Regions from separate parts of the Homo sapiens genome. Here all the other regions are linked to region 1. Evidence: read pairs that join two places in POLR2A ChIA-PET (ENCODE). Cell type or tissue: PC-9. All regions are shown on one strand. Region 1 overlaps MALT1 (MALT1 paracaspase). Region 2 overlaps ALPK2 (alpha kinase 2). Region 3 has its middle 69 kb from the start of SEC11C.

Region 1 (4,000 bases):
CCCCTAACAAGAGTCAGCCAGGCACTGACTTCTCTCTAGCTATCAAAGTTCTAGATGACATCTTCTTCCAATAGAAGGCTGTTTCATCTACACTGAAAAATCTGTTTATTATAGCCATTTTCTTTAATTATCTTAGCTAGATCTTTTATTGCTTTTTTGTTTTGAGACAAGGTCTGTCTCTGTTACCTAGGCTGGAGTGCAGTGTCATGATCTCGCTCACTGCAACCTCCGCCTTCCAGGTGTAAGCAATTCTCCCACCTCAGCCTCCCGAGTGGCTGGGACTACAGGCAGGTGCCACTGTGCCTGGCTAATTTTTTGTATTTTTTGCAAAGACGGGGTTTCACCATGTTGCCCAGGCTGGTATCAAACTCCTAAGCTCAAGCAATCCTCCTGCCCTGGCCTCCCAGAGTGGTGGGATTATAGACACCATGATCAATTACGAGCCACCATGCCTGGCATTAGCTAGATCTTCTGGATGACTTGCTGCAGCTTCTCCACTAGTACTTGCTGCTTCACTTTGCACTTTTATGTTACAGAGACAGCTTATTTCCTTAAACCTCATGAACCAACTTTTCTTCCGCAGCTTCCTCACCTCTCTGTCTTCACAGAAATGAGGCGAGTTAGGGCCTCACTCTGGATTAGGCTTTGGCTTAGGGGCATGCTGTGGCTGGTTTGATCTATCCAGACTACTATAACTTTCTCCATCTCAGCAATAAGGCTGTTTTGCTTTCTTATCATTCGTGTGTTCACTGAAGTAGCATTTTTAATTACCTTCAAGAACTTTTCTTCTGCATTCGCAACTTGGTTAACTGGCACAAGAGGCCTAGCTTTTCAGCCTATCTCAGCTTTTGATATGCCTTCCTCATTAAGTAAAATCAATTCTAGCTTTTGATTTAAAGTGAGAGACATGTGACTCTTCCTTTCACCTGAACACTTAGAGATCACTGTAGGGTTATTAATCAGCCTAATTTCAATATTGTTGTGTGTCACTGTTCTTTCACTTGAACACTTAGAGACGATTGTAGGGTTATTAATCAGCTTAATTTCAATATTGTTGTGTCTCAGGGAATAGGGAGGCCCAAAGAGGGAGTGGGGAGGTGGGAGAGGAAGAGGGACAGGGAGGGAGGGAGGGAGGGAGGGAGAGAGTGAGAGAGAGAGAGAGAGAGAGAGAGAGAGGAATGGCCAGTCGGTGGAGCAGTTGGAATACACATGACATTTATCAATTAAGCTCAACTTCTTATAGTGGCATAATTTGTGGCACCCCAAAACAATTATAATAGTTTTTTTTTCCTTTGCAATGCAAGGGCTCTTTATTGTCAGTGAGACCACCAGGCTAGATGAGCACTGAGGCTCCAGGGGGACCCCAGGCCCTCTTCAGTGGGAGAAGGCAAAGGTGGGTTTCGGGCCTCAGAATGGTCCTTGGCTCACGTAGCACCATGTAAATACAGAGCTAAAAACTTCCTGGATGTCTCCCACTGGAAACCAGTCAGCCCAACGCATTCCACAACCACCCTCTTTTTTTTTTTTTTTTTTTTTTTTTGAGACGGAGTCTCGCTCCGTCGCCCAGACTGGAGTGCAGTGGCGCGATCTTGGCTCACTGCAACCTCTATCTCCCAGGTTCAAGCAATTCTCCTGCCTCCATCTCCTGAGTAGCTGGGATTACAGGCACGTGCCACCATGCCTGGCTAATTTTTTGTTGTTTTTTTTTTTTGAGACGGAGTCTCGCTCTGTCACCCAGGCTGGAGTGCAGTGGCGCAATCTCGGCTCACGGCAAGCTCCGCCTCCCGGGTTCATGCCATTCTCCTGCCTCAGCCTCCTGAGTAGAGTAGCTGGGACTACAGGCGCCCGCCACTACGCCCAGCTAATTTTTTGTATTTTTAGTAAAGACGGGGTTTCACCACGTTAGCCAGGATGGTCTCGATCTCCTGACCTCGTGATCCACCCACCTCAGACTCCCAGTGTTGGGATTACAGGTGCGAGCCACTGGGCCCGGTCCCACCTTCTTTTTTATCACTGGGAGACACCAAAAATGCTGAGAGAGTAGCTGGCATGATTCCACCCAGACCAAACTCTTGCCACACTTGTTAAGAGGCCAGGTCTGTGGTGTTCTACTGTAACACCAGGAAATGGAATGCACGTCCGTCTGTGCATGTACTCTGCACAACCACGGGCTGCTCCGAGATCTTGGTGTCATTGCCACAGAGGAGCTGGGCCTGAGCCAGGGCAATGCCAAAAGCAAACAGGATCATCTTGGCCCACAGCTGATCTGGTTGAAGGCTATGTGGTTGCAAATCGGCTTTCTCCAGGAAGTGCAGGATATGGAGATAGGGGTAAGGATAGCCCTCCCAGAATCCTGTGTCATCTTTCACATCAGAAACATTGCATTCCTGAAGATCAGTAGTGGGGAGAGGGGACAGAAGGCCTCGAGAACATGATTTTTAGTAGCTTCAACCTCTTCTCTGGAGGAGATGGCGGGGGCAGAGGATCCTTGGCACTCAGCCGGCTCCACTAGAACCATGACCCTGAAGAACAGACACAATTCCAGGTGGTGGATAACGTGGAGTTTTGGGCACAAATCTGCCTGGCCAGAGAAGGATGCCTGAGAATCTGAGACTTACACAACTTTATCAGACTGTCCACAATGACCAGACAGCAGGCCTCTCTCCTGGGGCCGTACTCAGTACAGTGCCAGAGACAGGCATGAGAGATCAAATTCAGAAGACGCTCATCTTGGTTCTCTATGTGGTTCCTTGTATCATCAACAAGGCCAAGTACTTTCTCAGGAAGGCATTTTATTAACTTGGCCTCGGTAAGCCAGAGGGCCTGCTTGACACCCCTGAGAAGGCGGCAACGCTGGTGAAAGACATAGCAGGCCTGGTCTTTGTATGGTGGCTGCTCGTGAATGGAGCTTGAGCAGCAGAACTTTGGGTGCTTCGAGCCAGGGTCCCAGGGTCGTGAACGGGGTGAACAGAATTTTGGGTGTTTCTACCCAGGGTCCCAGGGCAGGAAGATCAGCGGTGGCAGCCCGGGCGTGAAGTACATCTCTCTCACAGAGGGGATGGGCTCCGGTCCAGGGATCTCGTACACTCCATCCAGGGGAGGAGGCTCTGGCTTCCACATGGAGTGCATGCCCCACTCACAGGCTCCACCTCTCGGGGCCCCGAAGCTCCCAAGGTTGAGCTGCCTGGAGCTAGTCAGTGCCTGCCTAGCGGCACCATACTGATCTGCCAACACCATACTGATCTGGTCTTAAGACCACCAACACCATACTGATCTGGTCTTAAGACCGCCACCTGGATGCCACCATCTTACCAGGCACCAACAATCACAGTAGTAACACCAAAGATCACCGATCACAGATCACCACGACAGATATAATGAAAAAGTTCGAAATATTGTAAGAGTTACCAAGGTGTGACACAGAGATATGAAGTAGGCACATGCTATTGGAAAAATGGCACTGACAGACTTGCTAGACACATGGGTGCCGCAAGCTTTCAACTTGCAGAAAGTGAAGTATCTGCAAAGTGCAATAAAGTGAAGCATAATAAAACAAAGTGTGCCTGTACTTAGAATAAAAAATCCAGATTCCTTACCATGGCTACAAAGTCCTCCACGAACTGCTCCTTTGGCCCCTCCGCTCTTCTCCAGGCTCACCAAGCTCCAGCCATACTGGGCCTCCTTCCTTCTATAAGCCAAGCTCTTTTCTGCCTTTCCACTTACCAGTCCTCTGCTGGGTTCTCCCCACAAGCTCCGCTTTGCCATCCCCCGCAACCGCCACCCCACTGGCTTCCACTATTCTACTGTTTCATGGCAGGCTCTTTCCTCATCATCCAGGTTTCTTACTAAAATATCACCAGCTTCTCTGGGAAATGTCTCTAAATTAGGTACCCTCCCACCCCCCAGTTATCTATTACATTCACCCAGTTCAGTGTCCTTCACTCTCTAAAATCCCTGTTTCTTACTGTCCGTCTTAGGTATTAAAATAGAAGCTCCATGA
Region 2 (4,000 bases), 170 kb after region 1:
TATGTACATATAACATTTCCTATACTCTGTTAGTGGTATTAGAGGCCAAATTGTTAAAATTAATCATATAACTAGAATGAAACTGAGAAGGTTTGGGATACAGAAAAGCATTCCCTCTATTTTCTCACCTAATTTTTAAATTTAACTGTTAAAATAAAACTGTGCTTTTCTCCATCAATTAATTTTTTTCCTGGTTCCGTTACTTAGAGTAAAATCTGTGACCCAGCTATTGCCTAAAACTTTATCTGAGAAAATGTCCCATTTGCCTGTTTTCCTGCAGCTCCAACCCAGTTCTCTCCAGAAACCTAGGACAGGTTACTCAGTAGGAGTTATTGGGGAAGAAAAATAATTTATTCTTCAGTCCTCATAAGTTCTTAGTTGGAACAGATCCCTGTAACAAAAGATTAATGAGAGAAATCAAACAAGTTTATGAACATGTATAATTCATATATACATGGGAGATACTCCAGAAGTGCTCATTTAAGAAGGGGTTTGAATTCCAGCTTATACAGCATCTACAACAAAGAATGGTGCATTTTTAGAGAAGTGACAGGGCAGAGGGAAGGACTTTGAGTAGGTAAGGGCAGTAGCTTGTGGAAAGGCATTTCCACAGCCCTGGAAAATCTCCCAGCATCTGGATTCTCATTAATGCTTGTTAATGGCTGGTGTCCATCTCCAGGCCCATCAGGGTCTAAAGTTGTCTTCAGTCATTAACCTTTGTTCTTCCTGGTAGAAGGGGGAGTAGAATATTTTTTGTCTTTATAAATTTATGTCCTGATTTTAGGCAAATAGAGGGAAGGCAGAGAGCTTTCTTGCCTCTGCTTCTTCTTAATTACCTTCAGCTCAACAATGCTTTTACCAAAGAGGCAGATTTGAGGGTGGCATATTCAGGGGTCCCATAGTCTTCTGCTAGCCTTTGTGAAAATGCTAGGAGCACCTTTAGGAATATCCTCTTTCTTCAAGCAGATTCTAGCTCTTCACCTAGTTTTTCTGTTTGAAAATCCACCAAACCCCACTCCCTTTCTTTCTTTCTGGCAGTAATTAGGCCGAGACCTTAATCAATACCCGATCAGAATAGTTTCAGTCTCCTTATAGTTTTAATAGCTACCATCAGTCTCAAATCGTATGATTTTAAATATTTTGAAAAGAAGAGAAAAATATTTCCTGAAGCATGTATATAGAAATGTGAAGTAAGATTTTTCACACAACCCATGATCTCTTTCTTCTTGTAAACATTCAGAAAGATGTCAGTTTTCATCAGTTTTGAGAAGTGGAAAGGATTTAAAAATCCAAACAATCTTATTTCATTGAAAGCCACCTAATTTTCTTCTCTCAGTGAATGAGAAGTCTGATTGGGTCATCTCTAGTTTAAAGTGGACCTTCCTGATTAAATTCACTGTCATCTCAAACATGTGTAGAATCCACTCTGCAAAAAAAAACAGCTGTTAGAAAACTTAAAATAATTCTACTTTTCTTTTTACAAATAAATGCAAAATAATTCTACCTTTTTTTCGATTTCTCTTCAAAGGCAATTCTTTTTATTATTTTTTTGTTTTGTTTATTGCTACCTGTTTCCTATACTTATCACATGCTTTCTCAATGGAGGCAGTATTGCTACCAAGAGGACCAACATTGGTTCTTGGGAGGCAAAAAAAAAGTTACTCTTTTTCTGTATAAAGAACAAATATACATATGGTACATAAACAGATAGTATATTTGTGGTATTAAACTTTCATGGCAGGCAATTAAAACAAATTCCAGCAAAGATTCCGTGGTTGCGGGGGGTGGGGGGCAATAATGAAAGAAAGGTTGGTCCGATATTATCAGATCTTATCATTGGTCTTTCTTCCCTCCTCTACACTTTTCCCATCTTTTCAACTTGACTTTTGTTACTTTGCTTGGTTCCACTTATATTTTCCAGATCTGTCTAGAATTCTTTTCCTGATCTTTCCAGTTTTGCTCCAACCCATCCCTGATGTTCCCACATTCTCATTCAATGACCTGTCTCCTCCTCACCAAACCACTCATCTCTTCTTTTAGCTATGCCTCTTTTGAAGGGTTAAGTGTGTCTGCCCCCTCTTGGTTCTGCAGGTCAGCCTTGTCATTGTCCTTATGTGGGGACCCTCCCCATGTGGAGTTAGCCAAGGAGCAGGACTGGGAGGTATTCTTTCCAACCAAAGCTGTGCTGTGTTTCAGGATGTGAAGAGATTGAATTCAGCCAACTCATCTTCAAAGAAGACTTCCTCCATGACAGCTACTTTGGGGGCCGCCTGCGTGGTCAGATCGCCACGGAGGAGCTGCACTTTGGAGAAGGGGTTCACCGCAAAGCCTTCCGCAGCACAGTGATGCACGGCCTCATGCCTGTCTTCAAACCTGGCCATGCCTGTGTGCTTAAGGTGCACAATGCCATTGCCTATGGGACCAGAAATAATGATGAGCTCATCCAAAGGAACTACAAACTCGCTGCCCAGGTGGGTCCATCTGCCCAAAGGCTGTCACTTCTGGTGTGAGAACCACCCATGATAAGACGAGATGAAAATCAGACTCAGGATTGATGGGAATATCTTCAAAAGGGTGTTTTTCCTCTTTTGGGGTTTCAATTCAATCTCAATGCTGGGGATCACTTCTCAATTCTCGGGAGTAATTTCTTGGCCTTATGCCAGCTACTGGGGACTCAGCCAATGCCTAGAGACACCTCACCAGTTCTAACCCGAGATATAATTGATTTTGTTTCTAAGAAGCCCTATGACATCCCTGGCGGTTTGAGTCTACTTGGACCTAGGATGATATGGAAAGTGGGGGTTCTAAGCTACACTAGATGCCAGGGTCTCCAGGAACAGATAACATCAGCACTAGTTGCTGGAGTGTTTTGTTTGGTTTTGTTTTGTGGAGAGGGAGAGGGGTGGGGTATACCCAGAAGGGTCAGCATTGGTCTTGTTTTCTGCCTTCCTGAGTTTGGTTTAATGGTAGTGTATAAAATATAGGAAGAGAGACAGACCCAAGTCTCTAGCTGAGTTCCCACTTCTCTGTGTTATTGAGTCATAGAACTCGAGGTGAGAGGATAGGGCAGGAGAGCCTTAGCTTCTCTCGCTCCTTCCTCCTCCTATCCACATATTTGGTCCATATATTTCACTCCGTCTTTTTTTTTTTTTCTTTTTTGAGACAGTGTCTCACTCTTTCCCCCAGGCTGGAGTACAGTGGCATGATCACGGCTCCACAGCAGTCTCGGCCTCCTGGCCTTAAGCAACCCTCCTGCCTCAGCCTCCCAAGTAGCTAGGACTACAGGCGCATGCCATCACGCCCAACTAATTTTTATTTTTTTTTTCAGAGACAGGGTCTCCCTATGTTGCCCAGGCTGGTCTTGACCTCCTGGAGGGTTCCAAGTGATCCTCCTGCCTCTGCCTCCCAAAGTGCTGGGATTACAGGCATGAATCACCACACCTGGTCCACATATTTCACTGTTTACACCGGCACTGGTGTAGCTGTCAAGAAAGTTGGGTCTTTCACCAGCTCTGTGCCCCTTTAAAATGTTTACCATAAACATCTAAAACAATTAAAACATTTAAAATATTAAAATCCATAGGTTAAACTTAGATGAATCTCTCAGGTACAGTCAAGCATTAAGCATCGTGATCCTGCGGCACTGCCACGTGGGACTTTGTGCTTCTGAAGGCAGCCTTGCTCTCTGAATATAGTGTTCTGCCCATTGTATTCCTTTCTTCTCCCAATCCACTCTGCTTTTTTCTTTTCTCTCTCAGTATTCCCTCCATCTCAAATATGACACAGTCTTGGAAAACCTCCCAGCATCTGGATTCTTGCTCAGAAAAGCCCCACAGCATAGGATGCAGAATCCACTTAGCTTTTCCTAAGGCAGAAATCCTGTGCTGTTCATTATTGACTACTCCAATTACACCTTTGAAAAGGGTTTGCAATGGCAGATCTCACAGGAAACCCAGTAGTGCCCCAAGTGCCACCTGATGACGTGATGAGGGGCCAGTCC
Region 3 (4,000 bases), 380 kb before region 1:
TGTCAATATTTTTAGGGATTTCATCTTGGGCCAGTCAGAATCCCCAAAGAAGCAGCTGCCAACCTTCTGCCTGGAGGGTCAAGGCCTGTCTGGCAGGGATCGGGCAGCCTCCAGGATGCGGTATTCACACAGCCCTCACTCTTCTGTAGAATCCCCATCCTCCTGGCTTCCCTCAGCCTAGACATCCTGCTCTGTCCGCCTCTGAGCATCAAGCTTGTCCTTCTTCACATTTACAGATCTAGAAGCGTGACAAGGCTGAAGGTGGTAAAGACAAGGACTTTCTCCATGATGTCCGTCCCCCTCTTCAGCCATGCCCATCTTTCCCAGAAGTCCCCAGGGCACTTCTCCTTGTGTGTCATTGGTCAGAGCTGGGTCACATACCCAAACCCGCACCAGTCACTGGCAAAGAAAAAGAGGAGGCACATTATTGGTTTCTACCAAATATGATGATTTCCCTTGGTATGGGCACCTTGATAAGGGAACAACATCAGGGTTTGTGTAGTGAAAGAGGAAGGGGTGTAAATGTGAGTAGGCCACCAAAAGAGGCCGCCTCTCAGCATATACAAGCAGTATTGATTTAAATCCCACTTGGGGTCTAGGGACTAAAGTTCTAAAGGCTTCTCGTCCCTTCAAGGACCCTGGGGCCTCTCAACTTTGAGCTTTACTAGAAGTGTTACCAGCGGAGGGTGTCCAGGTTCTTGGTGTTTTGAACAAAGAATTGAACAAAATGCACAAACAAAGCAAGGAAAGAATGAAGCAACAAAAGCAGCGATTTATTGAAAATGAATGTAGACACCCCAAGGTGGGAGTGGCCTGAGCATAGGGCCTCAAGAGCCCCTTTACAGAATTTTCTGGGGTTTAAATACCTGCTCTAGGTATTTAAAATCCTAGTTCTTTGGGAGGCTGAGGGAGAAGAATCCCTTGAGGCCAGGAGTTGGAGACCAGCCTAGGCAACATAGTAAGACCCCATCTCTACCAAGAACTTAAAAAAATTAGCTGGGAGGTCAGGTGCGGTTGTTCACAACCTGTAATCCTAGCACTTTGGGAGGCCGAGGCGGGTGGATTGCTTGAGCCCAGGAGTTCGAGACCAGTCTGAGCAACATGACGAAACCCCATCTCTACAAAAAATACCAAAATTAGCCAGGCATGGTGGCACATGCCTGTAATCCTAGCTACTTGGGAGGCTGAGGCAGAAGGATTGCTTGAACCTGGGAAGCAGAGGTTGCAGTGAGCTGTGATCACACCACTACACTCCAGCACTCCAGCCTGGGCAACAGAGCCAGACCTTGTCTCAAAAAAAAAAAAAAAAAAAAAAAATTAGCTGGGTATGGCAGCACACACCTATAGGCCCAACTACTTGGGAGGCGGAGGCAGGAGGATCACTTGAGCCCAGGAGTTTGAGGCTGCAGTGTGATATTGCACTGCACCCCAGCCTGGGCAACAGAGCGAGACTCTGTCTCTAAAACAATAAAAATGAAAATAGAGAAAAAGCATGAGGTTCCATGGACCCATCACCCAGCTTCAAACATTAACCACATAGCCAGTCTTATTTCATCTATGCCAGTTCCACCCAATATTGTTTTGAGGCAAATATCAGATTTTATATCATTTTGTTCATAAATATTTTAGTATGCAACTAAAAGATAAGAGATATAAATGTATGTATATATATGTAGTAATATATAACTACAATACCATTATTACATAAAAAGTGCAATCAGCCCTTAATATCATCAAATCACCTAATCAGTATTTAAATTTCCAGGCTTATAAACATCATAATACTTTTTTACAATTTGTTTCAGAATCCAAATAAGGTATACACAATCTATAAATCTTAAACTTCCGGGGAATTCTAGATTGAAACAAACCCAGAACAAAACTGGATTTCTCTAACCCTGCCTTATGTTATATAAAATTACAACAGCAGGAGGGTTGGGTTTTTTCCCTTATAAAAAAGTCTTTCCAATGCTGTGTCAGTCATTAGCTAGTTACTTCCACGGGTCCCAGATTTCTGGCCTCATAACTGGAAGCATTTGGCAATTTGGCTGCAGAACGATGTTGGCATGTGAGTCATCTCCCACCGAAGTCCACCCATGTGGCAGTGTTACCCTGAAAATGCCACTGGTCCTCAACAGCTCCTTGGAGGCCTAACGAAGTGAGAGGGTTCAGGTGCCAAAGAAGCCACCAGGGGGCTCCCGAGGAACTCGATGAACTTCGGCGTTCACTGAAAAGCCAATTAGGCTGCCTTCTCACAGCGCGGCTGTTGAGCCTTGGCGCCCCACTCCCTCAGGTTGGCTTCTTCAGCAGAGGGACCAGACCTCAGGGAGATGAGGTCTCTCATCTCATCATCCTCAGGGAGATGATCCCCGTGGCTGGCTGGCAAGGCCAAGGTTAGCTGTCCGTGGCCATCAGAGTGTGTGAAACGTTCAGCCTTCCCCTCCCCACCCACATTGGTCATCTTTGCAAACGCACTGGACAGCAAAGAGCATCCTCAGATGTGGCGCATCCCACGCTAATAAGGACCTTGTAGCCTGCGGTTGTTAATACTTTAATGAGTAAGTACACAAAGAGCTTTATTATAAGCGATGGAATGGACTTAATTAATCCATAACTGTAGACAGTTAATGCATAATTATACACCTAGAAAAAACACACATCCGAGAGCCTGGATCCTAGCATCTCTGTTTGGCCTTGCGAGTCTCTCCTCATCTCTAGGTCTCATCGCTGCAAATTGAGGGGGTTGGGCTGGAAACCACTGGCTGAGGTCTCTTCCTTCTCTGTTAGTTTTTGTTGAGGCCCTATGTTGGTGCATAGGGATATCCATCTATCTAGGGCTGCTGTGACAAAGTACCAAAAACTGGGTGGCTTGAAACAACAGACATGAATTATCTCACAGTTCTGGAGGCCAGAAGTCCAAAATCGAGGTGTCCCACGGGGCCATGCTTTCTCGGGCAGCTCCAGGGCAGACTCTGTCCTTACCTCCCCCGGTTTCTGGGGTTTGCCTTGGTGTTCCTGGGTTTGCACATGACTGTCTTCTCCCTGGGTCTTCACATCGTCTTCCCTGTGTGTATGCCTGTCTCCGTGACCAAACTTCTGCTTATTATAAGGACACCAGTCATACTGGATTAGAATCTCCATCCCCAGTGACCTCGTTGGACTTCATTATCTCTATAAAGACCCTGGCTCCAAATAAGGCCACATTCTGAGGGAATGGGAGTTAGGACTTCAACAGAGCTTTTGGGGGAGGGGATACAATTCAGTCCAAAACAGGGACTATGGTGAAGAATAGGTGATATTTGAAAGGCCCTATAATGACAGACCCATGAAGTATGCATGCTAGCGGGTCATACCACTGAGGTTCTAGGATAAAGTTACAAGTCTGCAAAGACGCCATAATAACACATAAACAATTCTGTCGTGGGAAAGTGCATACTGCATGTTGTAATTTTACAGAGAAAAGTGAAGAGCATAACCCAAATGAGCTTCATAACCCAAATTACATTAAATGCACGACATTTAATCATTTCCTGTGATCATTGATACAGACAATCAAATGGAGTTTAAACCAAAAAGAAATCCAGTTTCTGTTGTTGTTGTTGTTGTTGTTTGCTAAAATGGTACAACAGAAGTTTATTATTGTGCTACTAAAAATTTAGAGAACTCTCTTACATCATAAGAACTAAGAACTCTTTCACATATTAAATGCAAAGAAAATGTATATATTAAACTTTCACAAAATGAGATTCACACCCCTTCTCGGGAATACAAGCATTCATCACCTAGATAAGGCCACCTCATCTTTGCTCGTCATTACCAACAAGGCCCATCCATTCTTTTGTGTTTTAACCAGAACATTCATGGCCCAGCAGGTGCTGCTTCAGTTCCTGACATGGTTTCTCAATGAACAGCGTCAGGGCCAGCCCAGTGACGAAGGTCAGCACACGGTGTCCAGAGAAAAGATAGAACTGGAGAGAAAGTGGGCAGGGTGAACACAGTT

The links. Peaks named below come from ENCODE experiments on the same cell type or tissue, not always from the same donor. Only the 100,000 strongest peaks of a DNase experiment are listed, where the experiment ranks them.
Region 2: POLR2A ChIA-PET joins it to region 1 with 5 read pairs; 6 of 35 experiments call an interaction of 5 or more read pairs at or near these places.
Region 3: POLR2A ChIA-PET joins it to region 1 with 6 read pairs; 1 of 35 experiments calls an interaction of 5 or more read pairs at or near these places.

The regions. Positions count from the first base shown.
Region 1 is chr18:58,689,584-58,693,583 of GRCh38, reverse strand. All of the region lies in intron 2 of MALT1 (MALT1 paracaspase), which reads right to left. All of the region lies in intron 2 of LOC105372146 (a long non-coding RNA gene), which reads left to right. It also overlaps the pseudogene MRPL37P1. Among named protein-coding and RNA genes, the nearest start is that of MALT1-AS1, 20 kb to the right of the region's middle. In PC-9, no CTCF peak of the experiment used is centred here; a DNase peak (open chromatin) is centred at 2,153; H3K4me3 peaks cover 932 bases; H3K27ac peaks cover 2,013 bases.
Region 2 is chr18:58,515,379-58,519,378 of GRCh38, reverse strand. It overlaps ALPK2 (alpha kinase 2), which reads left to right. Exons shown (of 13, transcript NM_052947.4): 9 at 2,197-2,471. Among named protein-coding and RNA genes, the nearest start is that of ALPK2-AS1, 40 kb to the left of the region's middle. In PC-9, no CTCF peak of the experiment used is centred here; no DNase peak of the experiment used is centred here.
Region 3 is chr18:59,068,809-59,072,808 of GRCh38, reverse strand. It overlaps the pseudogene OACYLP. Among named protein-coding and RNA genes, the nearest start is that of SEC11C, 69 kb to the left of the region's middle. In PC-9, CTCF peaks have their summits at 1,989 and 2,192 (motif pointing right); a DNase peak (open chromatin) is centred at 2,178.